2 separate regions of the Homo sapiens genome follow, and region 2 is linked to region 1. Evidence: read pairs that join two places in POLR2A ChIA-PET (ENCODE). Cell type or tissue: PC-9. All regions are shown on one strand. Each heading gives the region's core, and the rest is flanking DNA. Links, peaks and the distances in the headings are about the cores only. Region 1 has its middle 100 kb from the start of NANOGP8. Region 2 overlaps GJD2-DT (GJD2 divergent transcript).

What was found. Peaks named below come from ENCODE experiments on the same cell type or tissue, not always from the same donor. Only the 100,000 strongest peaks of a DNase experiment are listed, where the experiment ranks them.
Region 2: POLR2A ChIA-PET joins it to region 1 with 12 read pairs; 2 of 35 experiments call an interaction of 5 or more read pairs at or near these places.

The regions. Positions count from the first base shown.
Region 1 is chr15:35,181,673-35,189,459 of GRCh38, forward strand. It overlaps a transcript of DPH6 not described here. Among named protein-coding and RNA genes, the nearest start is that of NANOGP8, 100 kb to the left of the region's middle. RefSeq lists an enhancer at 1,151-2,131. In PC-9, for the core only: no CTCF peak of the experiment used is centred there; no DNase peak of the experiment used is centred there.
Region 2 is chr15:34,799,723-34,807,509 of GRCh38, forward strand. The region is part of intron 2 of GJD2-DT (GJD2 divergent transcript); the gene reads left to right. It overlaps LOC107984776 (a long non-coding RNA gene), which reads left to right and starts at 5,355. Exons shown (of 3, transcript XR_001751477.1): 1 at 5,355-5,554; 2 at 5,983-6,034; 3 at 6,461-6,613. In PC-9, for the core only: no CTCF peak of the experiment used is centred there; no DNase peak of the experiment used is centred there.

The DNA.
Region 1 (7,787 bases), core at 2,219-4,718:
GGCCAAATGTTAAGATGACATGCTGAGCAAAAGGTTTTACAATAGTTCACATAGAGAGAAATAGTGGAAGAAATGAGTCATTTCATGACATATTGTAGCTTAGCTATACCAACCAGAAAAGAAGTCACACTATAGGAGTCAGCACTTACTTGGTAAGGAGAATTATCATGAGACCTATTTTTGTAAGTATTAATTAGCAGTAGCTCATTAGCAGTGTGTAGAAGTAAATGTATAATATACCTTTGTTTAATGATATTTCTTTATTAATCAATGTTGTAAAGAAGATTAGTAAAATGATTGTCTTTCTAAATAAAGATGTATGTAATTACTAAAAATAATTACAGCATGTGTCACAATAAAGTAATACTTTTAATTATAGTTGTATTGGTTTTGTAGGTTTGTTTTTATTTAGTCTTTACATTTGTTTTGGTTGTATAGTTGTATAAAACCTATAGATAAAGGAATTCATGGCTAATTTTACAGTTTTACATGTATAAGTATAATAACATAAGAAAATAATGCTGATCAAAACTGGACAACTCTAAGAATTTTTTTTTTTTTTTTTTTTTTTTTTTTTTTTTTTTACTTTTAAGGCCAAAAACCCTGAGAAATGCTATACTAGAGTAAACTGCTTTCTTTGCAGAGTGTTTCAGACTATATTATTACCAAAAGTAATGTGCAATTCTGGCTGAAAATTTAATACGTTTAGTTTCTATTGAAGAACTGGGATAGGTTTGTGAGCTTAATTATTATTGACAAGGGTGATGATGATAATGGTGAGGATTATTCTGCAAATCTAAAGGTGATGTTCCTACTCCCCATCGATAGCATGTACACTTTTCATACTTACCCACCGACAAAATTTTCATCCAGCTATGATATATAACATGCCTTTGCAAATTTTCATTACAAAATGAACAATACTTATCTGATTATTTTAGAAAGTTGAAGTGAGGAACAAAGGAATGTATGACAATTGTTAAAGAGCAAACTTCTATGGCTATACAAATGATATTATTTCATTGTGAATAATCTCAGATAATAAATAATCTCATCTGCTCTTTCAGTTTTGTTTTTGTGTAGGTGATCAGGTATAGGTTACAAGAAATTGGGTATAGGAAGCTCATTATTTCTTGGCTATAATAATATAATGTTGCTGAAACATGCTTGTTTTTAGAGGCTGCATATCACTAGAACTTTGGCACCATTCAGAGGATCAATGAAGCCTTCAAAGCAAAAAATACTATTTCCCTTCTTTGATAAATATAAAGCATATTGGTATAGATGGCACAATGCAAAACAAAGACTACAACTCCTGGAGCTGTAGCCCACATTACAGAAAGAACTGAAACTGAGAACTCTAGCTTTACCACCTGAGCTTCTGCCCTTGAATTGATATTAAGTAACCATATCACTCATAGCCTTTAATCTCCCTTGCTGATACCTTTTAATTTTTAAACAGCTCTACTTTACAAATCATATCCTCTTTCATGTGTTCTCTCAGCTAAAAAATTAATTTTGCAAGCAAAGTATCTAAACAGTAAGCATAGTAAGAATGAAACAGGTTAAAGCTCATTAGCAGCAGGGAGCAGATGTAGTAAAACTCTGCCAGTTCCCCTACATTTCCTTCTCAGCAGGGACTGGGCACCAAGCTGTGAGTTAGTTCTACAGCACAATGCTTGGCTGCTGTTTCAGCAATTGCGCCTCTACTGCTTCAAGTATAATACTAAGAATTCACTTTGATTTTTGATGTTTCTTTACAATAATAGTGTCTAAAAGGACCCTGCAGAGCTAAACGGTAACACTAAGCTCCAAGTGCCAGCTAATCAGAAAACTATAAAAATGTAATTGATAAGAAAATAATTACAGATTATAAAGTCAGTGTATCTTTAAAAATATTAACTTCTTGACAAACAGAGGCTTCAAGTCTGGATGAACTCAGTAACTGCTCAAGTTAAACTTCCTTCATATGTCATGTAATATCTAACATTCAGTAGCATGATTGTTACACAACAGATAAAAGATACTGTGTAAGGATCAAAGTGATACACTTATTATGATGTTAAAATAAAAGCAAATGAATTCTGTTATAAAAAACATAATTTCAAATTATTAGGCTAGGATTTCTTCCTTCATATACAATGTTAAAATAGAACCATCTTTGGGAAGACAGAATTTCAATCAAGTTAAGATGCCTATATATGTCAATATTAGCAAGGCTTTATTAAAATGTTCTTTTCTAAACATTAAAATCCTTTTCTAGGGCTAAAAGTAGTACTTAGATGTTAGAAAACACTGTTAGAGAGATGATCATCAGTATGAATTCACCTGCTAGACCGTATGTCCACGACAGATTTCTAGGACATAATTTATTCAGAAAAATGAACATGGACTATAAAATCCAATTCATGGAGTTTCCAACAAATCAGACTGCAACAGATGTAAATGTAACAATCAATAAATTTATCTGCTTATTCTTAAAACTCTGTAAATTACTTTCAAAGCTGATGCTATATGTTTGTTTACTGTGTTTCTGTAGATTCAGTTTTGCGATGGTTTCATTCAGCCAAGTCTGATAGACAGGATGCTTTTAGAAGAATGACATTAACAGTGTTCCAAGAAAGCTACTCTAAATCCTTCAAAGAAAGAAAAAGAAACTCCTTAGAAGTGCAATTACTGGGAGACTGGGAATGCATATTCTGAGCATTCTGAGCTTCTAAAATAAACTCATAATCCTCCCACTGAAAAGTAATAGGATTGGCCTCAAAGCCTGTAGCAGAGCTAAACCTCCAAGTAGGGGTTAACTCTCCCATTTCATGAAAATTCAAATGGCAAGGTCAAAAGGATCATTATACAGTGAAGACGTTGACCTAAAAAAAAAAAGTTGGCCTATATACTAAGGTTGATTGATTGCTTTGAATTCCTTGATCCATTTTCCATTGTAAAAAGAGGAAAACTGGGTTTCCTGACATGTCTCCTCTGAAGCAAACATTTTTGTTTATCTTCAGATGCAACTAGGTTCCAAGGGTTTATACTAATTAGAGCATGCCCTTAGAAGCCTGGGTTAATTTTTCAAACTCAGTAGGTTATATGTTACATTGGAAGTCATGGTAATAATCACCTAGGACTTGTTGTGTGTCCTTAAGTATACACAAGTCAGTGGGTCATTTTGTAGGGTCAGCATTTTACCACGCAATTTCAATGGTTCTAAAGACAACTGAACTTCCTTAGCAACCTCTAGCAGAGGTTTTAAAGATTTTCCCAAAGTTTTCCATTGGAACTATGGCACTGAAAACTTCCTGTGAATTCTGCTTTTAGGTTTAATTAGAAATTGACTAGGAAGAATAGACTTGAATTGAAAGTGAAGATATATATGTAGAAAAATTGACAAAAAATACAGCTCCAATGTGGGAAAAAAAAAACTCAATCCACAACAAATGACTTAAAAAAATAGTGCTCTCTAGTATTTTATAGGTACATAAAACATGGACAACCACTGACATTATATCTACCTTTTGGAATAATTTCATCTGGGTTGCCTGCCATCCCAACTGCGTATCAAGTGACAAGAAAAGAGTAATAACTACAAAGTCCTTGAAAACAGCCAGACCACCAGGATTGAAGGGGTAGTCATCAAAACACAATTTTGCTAACTGATCAGGTATGAGGAAGAGACAATAGCAGGATACTCAACAAGCTGGAGTATAGTGTTCTGAAATGTGACATTTCCAAATAGGGAGGACAGAGAAGTGCTTTAGATTACTATTGAAGCAGACCCTACAGCAATATAGAATTAACTGTAGATGACTATGACATTAAGTGACAGAACAGCCTGGTATGTAGCTACAAGGAACAGAGTTGTTGTTTTTCAGTAATTTCAGGCTGATTACTGTCTGGAAGGTAGAGTTGCAAATAGCAGTGGACCTTTCAGATAGTAGCTGCTACCAAATAAATGACAATTTTCACACGAAAATTTTCGAGCGTAGAAGGTATTAGAAATCATAGAATTATAGACTGGACAAAGTCATAAACATCATCTGTCCAATCCACTCTTTTTTTTTTTTTTTTTTTTTTTTGATACGGAGTCTGTCTCCCAGGCTGGAGTACAGTGGCGTGATCTCAGCTCATCGGCTCACTGCAAGCTCTGCCTCCCGGGTTCACGCCATTCTCCTGCCTCAGCCTCCCAAGTAGCTGGGACTACGGGCGCCCGCCACCACGCCCGGCTAATTTTTTTTGTGTTTTTAGTAGAGATGGGGCTTCACCGTGTTAGCCAGGATGGTCTCGATCTCCTGACCTCGTGATCCGCTTGCCTCGGCCTCCCAAAATGCTGGGATTACAGGTGTGAGCCACTGCGCCCGGCCCCCAGTCCACTCATTTTATACAAAGGAAACAAAGTTTCAGAAATGTGTATCTTGCTCACCAGTCGGAAGCAGAGTTTGCCTTTGAACCATGTCTCTGGATCTTTCCTAGCCATATACCCTACTATAACATATTTTAGGAGCATCATCTTTAAAATACAGTTGCAACCTCCTAAATTGGAAGAAAGCCTGTAGCAACTCCTTTATATCTTCAAAGAAAACCTGGGGAGGGGGCAGTACATAAGGTGTGAAATCTATGAACTCAAAACCTTTAAGTGATTATTAAATATAGGATCCTGATGATATCTTTAAATTTCTAATCCAGTTCTATGATTTTTAGTCCAGCACAAAAACCTACTGTGAACTTGAAGGGAATTCAGAGGTCATCTCCTTCAACCCTTTTGTTTTAAGGTGTAAGAGGGCTCTTAACTCATTTCCACATAAGTACCCCTCAGCTCCTGCTCTCTCTGTAAACACGTTCACTGATACTCACAGCAGGATGAATGATTTAGGCTGCTAGCTCTTCTCTGGAATTTCCACCACCCTGCTTCTACCAGCTGAGTTATGAATTTACAGATCACCATTGTCTTTATTCCAAACATGAATATGCTAGCTGCAGTTGTTATGTATTTTCTATTAAGTATTACACAAGCCTATGGAATATGAATGTGAAACAAAATCAATTTGTTTCTGTAAAATCCAAGTTCAGTATTTTGGACAGGCTTTACAAAAGTGAATTGTTTTTAAAAACATTCTGACCATGTTGGCAAGGATGTGGAGAAACTGGGGCCCCTTTTCCTTTGGTGGAAATGCAAAATGGTGCAGCCCTATAGAAAACAATATGAAGATTCCTCAAAAAATTAAAAATAGAAATAAAAGATAATTTTGGCTTAAAAATGTAAAGAATAGTATGATGATTTAATCACTTCTATTACAATCAAGCTGTTCATTCAGTTCAATAAGTATTTCTTTGGGCCTGCTTTGTGTTAGGCACCATGACAGGCATCTTATTACATAATGTGGAAGGAACATGAAATTTGAAGTAAGACCTGGGCTCAAAGTCTGGCTCTGCTTTTAATATCTACCTCATTAAGTTGCCTAGAAGATTTAATACTAGGCTACCTGACCCATGGTAGGTGCTCAATAAATATCAGTTTCCCAGAATATATAATCACATTGAATCATCATGACAACTGACAAGTGGGCATGATTATCCTCATTTTATAATCATATACCTAATAATTTGGGAACTGATACATAAACCTAGTCTAAAGCCTGTGCTCTTTCCACTACAGGATACTATCTCATGATGGTATAATTTTTAGTAGGATTCTATTCTGAATGATTTAGCCAGGTTGAGTTGCAAATGTACCAGTAATAGCTGAATGGATTAATATAACTACTCAAAATGAACTGAACAGATTTTTTTTAGTGGTAATTGTTTATACGTTGGGGAATACTTGCCAAATACAATTGTTTAAACTTTACTAGTGTTTATGCCCAGCTGCTTTTTTTGTCCAGTTGCTCAAGGAGCTGCTTTTATTATGATGATTTTTGATTTAGTATATTTTATAATATAAGGACCAGTCATGCCAAGTAATTGAATTACAAGTTTAAAAGAAGGGAATGGCAAGGGCACAGTCCTAATTTTTACCAATTAGAATTAGAATTCAGGCTGGCTGCAATGGCTCATGCCTGTAATCCCAACACTTCGGGAGGCTGAGGTGGGAGGATTGATTGAGCCCAGAAGTTCAAGACCAGCCTTGCCAACATAGAGAGACCCTGTTTCTAATTTACAAAAACAAAAGCAAAACCCCCACAAACATCTCAGGCCAGGTGAGGTGGCTCATGCCTGTAATCCCAGCACTTTGGGAGGCTAAGGCAGGCAGATCACTTGAGTCCAGGAGTTCAAGACCAGCCTGGGCAACATGATGAAACTCTGTCTCTACAAAAAATACAAAAATTGGCCAGATGTGGTGCTGCTACAGTAGGTAGCTAGTCAGACATGAGCAGGGCAGGAGAGGGCATCCCCCCTGCACTAGGAATGTCAGATGACCATCAGGTGATGGTCAGGCAGCTGTTAACTGTCTCTCTAAAATAATAATTGGTCACAGACAGTGCCAGGGAAAGGCACTCTCCCAATAGAGAGAAATATCTGAAACTAGTGATTATCAGCTTCCTCATAAGATCTCGGGAGTTGGCTGAGTGGGCTCACCTATGCACACTAAGAGGCAAAATGGTGGATGAGCTTCCTCTAGGAACATTGGACGGGTAAGGGAAAAATGCCTCAAGTGAGCATGTGTACAACTCCAGTAAACCCACTGTGCATGCTCACTTCTCAAGTGCTAGTAGGCCACTGTGCATGCAGACAGGCCACCCCAAGGGAAGAATCAAGACAGAAGGAATGCAAGACCCTGGAAGTATGCTGACATATAAAACCCCAAGTCAGAGGTCAAACAGTACACTTGATCTCTCAAGTTGTCAGTGTGGCCCTCTTCCAAATGTACTTGACTTCCTTTCATTCCTGCTCTACAGCTTTTTAATAAACTTTCACTCATGCTCTAAAACTTGCCTTGGTCTCTCCTTCTGCCTTCTGTCCCTCAGTCGAATTCTTTCTCCTGAGGAGGCAAGAATTGAGGTTGCTGCAGACCTGTATGGATCCACCACTGCTAAAATACTTTGGTGACACATGACTCAGATACATTCCACTGCTAACAGTGGTTCAAACGTGAAGTCCCAGCTACTCAGGAGGCTGAGGTGGGAGGATCACTTGAGCCCAGGAGATAGAGATTGCAGTGAGCTGTGACTGGCCACTACACTCCAGCCTGGGTGATAGAGTGCCTCAAAAAAAAAAAAATTCATGATTTCTGTTCACCCTGATTTTAGAAGAACTATTGCCCTGGTATTTGAAGCATTAAAAGCCTGATGAAAATAGCAAAGTACTATTGTTATTAGTGTCATTATTTCGAGTTTGAAGACCATCATCATGGCTGTAAAAGATAGAAGCTGAATAGGAAGTGAACGGTGATGCTCTTTCTTTTAACTTCAGAGTATGTTTCCTAAGCAACGAGATGATCACTTCTTTGTTCTAATTCTTACTTCAAAAGTTGCATTTAATGACTTGACATTATTAAATAGCTTTATGCTACAAGTGAGTTTTTCTATCACCATTCTCATGTTTGTACCACAAAGGTATGTCTCTTGGTGTCCTTTACCCTATTTTTCTCACATTCCTTTAGCTTCTGGAAGATAAAATTATCCAATTTAAAGCAAACCAAATAGGTAACTTGTCAGATTATTTGCTTTTAAGTTCTTAGGCTTCCATTACATGCTTTCTGCCTTGCCTCAATCTCTCTACCCTTTCTCCTGCTACATTTTTCCAATGCAAACTCCATACCAGAGAGTCCTCCTCAAATATAATCCACCTTC
Region 2 (7,787 bases), core at 2,232-4,731, 380 kb before region 1:
ATCACCTCCTGTCCCTCCTGCATTCTGTGTGCCGGGGGAGGGAGAGCCTCGGTTTAGATCAGACCGGGGGGAGGATCTAGCCTTCCTAAACATTCCTATTTTCTTTGCCTACACATTTGTTCACCCCCACTGCCCTCTGGCTGGATCTGGGTTTCAGTTTTCATTGAAAGGAGAAAGTGACATGATGGTGAGGGCTGCAGGCCCCCACACATCCTGGTGTTCAGAGTCCAATATATGAGGCATGGCTAATCTTCACAGCATACTTCCCCGTGTTTTATATGCAACCACCAAGGGGATTAACCCAGGCAGAGGGTATTTGGCCCCAGATGGATTCTGTTCTTGGCAGGTCCCAGCCGTCACTGTCTTCTAACATGATAGGACCAACTGTAATGAACCATTTAATAAGACTCAGAAAAGGAGGGCAGGGGAAGGAGGAAGGGGCACGGAGGAGGGAGAACATAGAAGGGAACATAGAAGGAAGATGCTTCTCTGGATCCTGGTGACTACATTTTTTTTTTTTTTTTTTTTTGAGACAGAGCGTTGCTCTGTCCCCCAGGCTGGAGTGCAGTGGGGCAATCTCAGCTCACTGCAAGTTTCAAGTTATTCTCCTGCCTCAGCCTCTTGAGTAGCTGGGAATACAGGCACACATCACCATTCCTGGCTAATTTTTGTATTTTTAGTAGAGACAGGGTTTCACCATGTTGGCCAGGCTGGTCTCGAGCTCCTGGCCTCAAGTGATCTGCCCGCCTCGGCCTCCCAAAGTGTTGAGATTAAAGGCGTGAGCCACCGCACTCAGACTAAAGACCACATTTTCAGTCTCCTCTATCCTGGTGACGTCAGCGGGAAAGAATCAGAAAGGATTTCTAGATAGCCTTTTAAATTCCTTAAAAGGAGTTTGTCTGTCAAGAATGAAATGCTCACGCCCATGAGTTTCTGCTTGGAAGTTACTACTCTTAGCTCAGATTTGACTTGCTCTGCACACTGGCAGTGACTTTATTTATGGAGTTTCAGTGTTTCAAGTATTACCTGGAGCAAATCCATCTTTCCTGGAGAGCCCAACCATGACAATGTCTGATCTAAGCCTGACCTGCAAGCAGAAGGGCTGGGAGACGTGCATCAGTAGTAAGAACTGTGAGCTCAGAAAACCTCCTGCAGGCTGCTTTCACTCACCTGCATCATGTAGAGCCCATCTCTTCCCCAGCAAAGATCAAGCACTCATCTGACACACAATATTGGTGATGGTAACACTAATTGTTGACATTTCCTGAGAATTTCCTAGAGGCTGGCACTATCCTGCCACTTTCTATGTGTATATGGTCAACATGGTCAGTTTCTAGATGAAGCTGGGCAGACTTCCAGCTGTAGAATCCATTTTTACCCAACTGTTCTCTTTGTTTTGTTTTGTTTTTAATTTTTTTGTACATAGAGACATGGTTTCCCCATGTTGCCCAGGCTGGTCTCTAACCCCTGAGCTCAGGTGATCCAGTTGCCTTGGCCTCCCAAAGTGCGGGATTATAGGTGTGAGCCACCGTGCCCAGCCCCAACTGTTCTTTGATATGATGTCACCAGCCTATGTTGAGGGGCTGTGTAAGAGTAGGTCACCATCTCTATTGTAAGGACATTGTAAGGATGTTTTCATGGATGTTCATCATAGGACACAATCTTCTTTATAAGCCTCCTTGGGAGAATTCCCTGTCTGACTCTGGTACCAAGGGCAGAAGCACATCTACCAACGAACTAGTTTGTTTTGATTTGTGTTCCCTGAATCTAGTGACCAGCTAAGGTTTCACTTTTGGTGTTGGCTAAGAAAAATTTTAGAGAACCACATATGTGGCCCAATTGTTACAGCGATTATAGGTCATTTTGATCTGTTTTACACACCCATCTCTATTTTTTATTTTTATTTTTCTTCTAATTTAGTTTTCATTTTTCTCTCTATCTTTGTAAGCTGGCATAAATCTTGTGTGGGACAAAACAAAGAATGAATGAATAGATAGATAAGAATGAATTTGTAGGAACAATGGAGAACATTTGAAATTACAATTGGGATGGCCATTTTACAAGTAGCTAAGAGTCTGCCATGACTTGCGTATATATCTGTAGTTTTTTCCATCCCAGTGAAAGCATAGGCCAGGTGTGGTGGCTCATGCATGTAATCCCAGCACTTTTGGAGGCCGAGGCAAGTGGATTGCTTGAATCCAGGAGTTCAAGACCAGTCTGGGCAACATGACGAAACCCCCATCTCTACAAAAATACATAATTAGCTGGGCATGGTGGTGCACACCTGTGGTCCTAGCTACTCCAGAGGCTAAGGTGGAAGGATTGCTTGAGCCTGGGATGTCCAGGCTGCAGTGAGCTGTGATCACACCACTGCACTGCAGCCTGAGCGGCAAAGCAAGACCTTGACTCAAACATAAATAAATAAATAAATAGCATATATTGCTTAATGAAAAAAACCCATTACCTGTAAACTATAATGTCATTTTGATTTTCCTCTTAACATGGTAAGTACAACTGGCAATTTAAAACAATATTTCCCTCATTATTAATATAGTATGTGTTTATTGTGATAAACTAGGAAAAAACAGTAAAGCTCTATATTGTAACCTCCCTAAAATAAAACTAAATGTGGCATAAAATTCATAAGGCCTTGGCTTCCATATCTACTTATAGCCGCTGGGCTGAGAAAAGACAAACAGCCTCCTATTCTGGTAGTCTGCAAGAATGTCCACTTGTTCTTCAAAGAGAGACATGCAATGCAAAGAATTTGCATTAAAAGCATTTCTTGGTCCTACTATTATAAAGTAAATTATCTCTAGTCAACAGCTGGAACTAAAGAATGTCAAACTCAGAGCAGGCTCTGCCCTTGGGATTATACCATCTTTATATATCCCACTTATGTATTTCAGAGGGTGGGTTCTGGTTTCCAAGTCAGCTGTTGAACTGTTTCAAACTTGTAGTTTAAAAACTGGTCTACCACAAACATAAAACTAAACCATATGAATATACTGCTGAAGGCATTGTCTTCATGTGGAGGGTCTGAAAGCACTTCTTTTAGAAAAACATCTTTACAGCTATTTTATTATCAAAATTGTTCTTAATTTAGACTACAGATAACCAGTTCATCTTAACCACCTCTTATTTAATTTCATAAATTAAAAATAATAACAAAGGCTTTATCTAAAGCTAGCACTGTGTACCTACAGAACTTGTACGTACAAAATAAAAACAACTGAAAAGCCTTCTTAAGCCGTTACTTGTGCGTGAATGCTGGCACCCATCCAAATAAGTAGGCCTATGGCTTATGATATTCCAGAGAGAAGAGCCAGCCTTTGAGGACTGAGAAGAGAAAATAATCAGCCATTAAACTATGATATGGGCCTTGAAAAGTGATCAGAACAACCTTGAGCATGACCCAAAGGACAGAACAGAGTAAAATACTACATCATCAAAGAAATACCTGCAATGGTTGGGTAACCCTAAGGTGAGAACATTCTTTAAGGATGAACAAGCAAAGTGCTCTCTATTCAGTTAATGTTTTTGCAAACTCTCTTTAAACATGCAATTTTCCAGTGAGAGATTCTAGTGAATTTAATATTACAGCACACTACTTATATTTTTCACAAAAGATTCACACTGGGCTCATTCCTTCACCAATGTATGTAGCCATCTACTTTCTGTGTTCCCTGTTCAGTGATGATAAGGAGTCCGGAGCCCCTCTCTTGAAGTTTCAGAGGGAGAGCCCTGAAGCTTTAATTTGAGCTGATCTCTTAGATTGGCATAATTGACCATTTCTGGTGTCCACCCAAGGATCGCATCACTAAGCTGCTGACTCAAGGTAGTGGGCGAGGCGGAGGAGAGAGGGATGAGGGTAGAAAGAGGGTGATGGGGGAGTGGCCTACAACACCTCTTCCCTCTCATTTCTTTCTGAATAGAAAACTGAAAATGCTAAATCAGAATCACAGACAAATGCAGTTACAAGGGGCTCAGGCTTTGCTTTCATACCTGGCAGTGCAAAACTTTATACTGAGTTTATTTTGTCCAACTCAGGGATGTGGGCCCCAAAAATGATAAGAGAAAAGGCAAAAGTGATCCCATGAGGCAGAAAGCCTTATGTATTAGAACAGCTCCAGTGTTCTGGGTCCTTCTAAAAGTGTGCACACCTCAGGCCTAAATATCAAACCCTAAAATATTATTCCATAATTTACATCTTTATGTAGTCAGAGTTTTCCTTGATCTATCTGGAAACTAACTCTTATTTTGACTAAATGTGAAAGGTTAAATGTTAAATTTGCCTACTTTCTCACCTGGAATATGTTTGTGTGTATCTGAGAGAATCAGTCATGAATGAAAGGTTTATTGTTTCTGTTTCCTACATTTATTTCATTGCAATGTCAAAAGGATAGATTGAGTACATCTTTCCAAATCATCTGATTCAGTCACAATCACATAAACAGGGTTTAAAAACCTTAAGGCTGGTATCAGGCAGCAGCCAAGAATGAACAGATGTTCTTTGTTTTCTCAAATATTTGTGAATGTAAATGGTCCAGATAACATCTCATAATCACCACACTGAAAGTGTGAAATGAATATACCTTTACAAAGAAATGTGGCATGATAGGAAAATATAATGCTCTATTCTTAGAGCATGTGTCATTTCCAATGAAGTATCTTTTACCCTCCTGGTCTCCCTGAACGCTATTTAAATTCTCAGCATTAACCAAGAAGACATTCAGATCTCAGCGACTGATTTTGAACAAAGGGTTTCAAATAATTTCTTTGGGAGATTCAAGGCTTGCTGTCACCGTAGAAATTCAAATGTGTCCCAAGTGTCTCATTTTGCAAACAACTTAGCAAAATATTACAGATGAATAAACTCTTTGATTTGAAACATCATACTTTCTAACTAAATATAATCAAAATAGTGATGCTTATCATACAAATGTAGATATGAACAAAAGGAAAAAGCCAATTCGGTGGCTAAATTGGTGTTCCCTTGAAATCAAGATGTGGTTTATTCAATTTCTTCATTCAATCAATATTTATTGAATGCCTTCTCTATGCAAGACATTGTGGCAGGAACAGTGGGAAATATTAGAGTGCATGAGATGGTGTATGCACACCAAGAGAATGTTTTCATTCTATTAGATAGTACCTAAACCCAGCAAGCCACCACAAAGATCTGTGCTAAGCAGCACGAAAGGGTATTAAACAAAGCCTGAGGGGCTGGAAAAAGGGAGCGAGCCCTTCTCATGAGGGTCCTTGGGCAAGACTTCATAGTTTATGGATTTTGAGCTGAGTCTATGAGGGCTAGTTGATGAATAGATTATGTTTGTAAGCTTTTGCATTATTTTCTGCCTGAATCATGTTTATGAGGAAGACAAAAATATGTTGTTCCCTCTTAAAATAATTACAGTTCGTTCAACAGATACTCACTGAATGCTCACTGTGTACCACATGCTGTACTTCCAAGAAGACAACTTCCGGGTTCCAAGTAAAGTCAGAAATAAGCACACTGCTGAAGGTGCACTGAACTGGTCCTTTCAGATGAAAAGTATGTGAAATGTGTGTGTTTCTGTGTATATTTTAAAGTGTAGCCACATCTTATTCTTTACGAATTGAAAGCTGGAACAGACCCAAGAGAAAGCTCTTCCCCACTTTTCCTAAGTCATTTGCCATGATTGGTTTTCAAAGTCTTTAGGGAGTGAATGATTTCAAGTTCTACTGTTTACATAAATCTTTGACTACTGAAGCCTATTTCAAAAAAAATCTAACCAAACAAACCAAAACTCTTAACCATGGGAAGAGTACTGAAGATTAAGGGAGGAAGGAATTATTACAGTTTCCATTTTTTACTTAGGTATTATTTGAATATTTTTCCAGAAGCATATATTAATTTTATCTATTAAAGAAAGAAAGAAAACAATCTAATGTAACATCCTCTTGCTGAAAGTCAAGCATACTTTTGTCTCATTTGCCCAGGGGAGATGTCTACGTAATAACGTCCATATACTTTAAGAAAGACATTGCATCTGTGAGTATTAAGGCTCTTTTTCACCAGCACTGTTATTTTTAAAACTGTCTTCATATTTGGTCTATAATCTAACTCTGTTCCAAATTTTTTTAGATGTAATAAAATTTCTTTTAGCCAAATTGGTTAGGAATTTGGTTTCTAGTTAAGTTGAAAACTACCATTGTTCAGAGAATTAAGTTCATCTTGATATGCCCACACAAAACTACAGAGAAGATCATTTAATTTTCTTTGATACTGTGAAGTTATTTCCAGAATATTCTCCTTTGGAAAACTAATTTTTGTCACACACTATAGCATAACACATGTGACAGATGTAGACTGTTGGGCCAAACAAAATTATAATATCCTGGAAAGCTGCTTAAATGAATTCACTGTTAGTATCAACATACCTGTTATCTATTTATTTCTTTTAAAAATCAAATATAGATCATGCTTCTGCTTCCAGTCAAGATGGAGCACTCCATTTCTTGCAGATGCTCCCTCTTACAACTGTGGCCATAACACAACAAACAGACCTAGGGAAACTAAAAAGAGGAAAGAAGGTGGACTGCCTAGGGATTTGGGGACTTGAGAAACAAACTGCTGGTAAGTTCTGTAAGTTTCGTTATTGCCTCTCATATATCCCAGACAGGGTGTTGCAGATGCCTCCAACCTAGAGCTGCCAACAGGTACAGACAAAATAAGCTCTAAGAAAAGTCTGTTCCTCCTAGTCAAAGGACCAAGAAGCTGGTGCCCTTGCAATAGGAAGCCTTTTTGGTAATACCTGCCCTACTCTTGCCAAGTACTAATGGGAAAATTATATTCCCTTCTCCACAGTTTCAGTGAGATGGAGTTGAGAGCTGATCTTCCTCCCCATCCCCAGTCTCTGTGGCATCAGATGGTGGTGCTCTGACTCACTTGCCCCGTGGTATTGGTAGGACTGATCAGGGAGCTAGTCTTCCCTTTCCTGCCAGCAGAAGCGGCCAGTGCTCCTATTCTCCCACCAGGGTAGAGTCAACAAGGAGCAGCAGCAAACTGAACCTCTAACCCCCACCCAGCAGCAATGAGACTGTACAACGATGTGCAAAATAGAGCTAATGGGCACTCTGGTCCCCACTCCCGCCCTCACCCAGAAACAACCAGGCAAAATGAGGGGGTGGGATATGGATTCTCATTGCCCATCTACTTCCCTCCATGCCCCCCACCACCACCCAGGTTTCAGCAGCACCAGTGAGAAGCTGACCTCCTGCAGCTACCCTGAAGCCACAAAGCTGTGTGTGTTAGCCCCCTCCTTTCCCACTCCCTGGTAACAATGGAGCCCAGCAGAAAGCTGAGTATCAGAGGAACCTGCCCCCAATATTTCAACATAGGTTTTCTATTTTCCGTAAGTGTTGGCCAGCTGAGAAATAAAGAGAAAGAGTACGAAGAGAGGAATTTTACAGCTGGGCCACCGAGCGTGACATCACATATCGGTAGGACCGTGATGCCCACCTGAGGCTCAAACCAGCAAGTTTTTTATTACGGGTTTCAAAAGGGGAGGGGGTGTAAAACAGGGAGTAGGTACAAAGATCACATGCTTCAAAGGGCAAAAAGCAGAACAAAGATCACATGCTTCCGAGGGAAGAGGACAAAGGCAAAGCAGAACCACTGATAAGGGTCTATGTTCAGCGGTGCATGTATTGTCTTGATAAACATCTTAAACAACAGAAAACAGGGATCGAGAGTAGAGAACCGGTCTGACCACAGATTTACTGGGGCCGGGTTTTTCCCCACC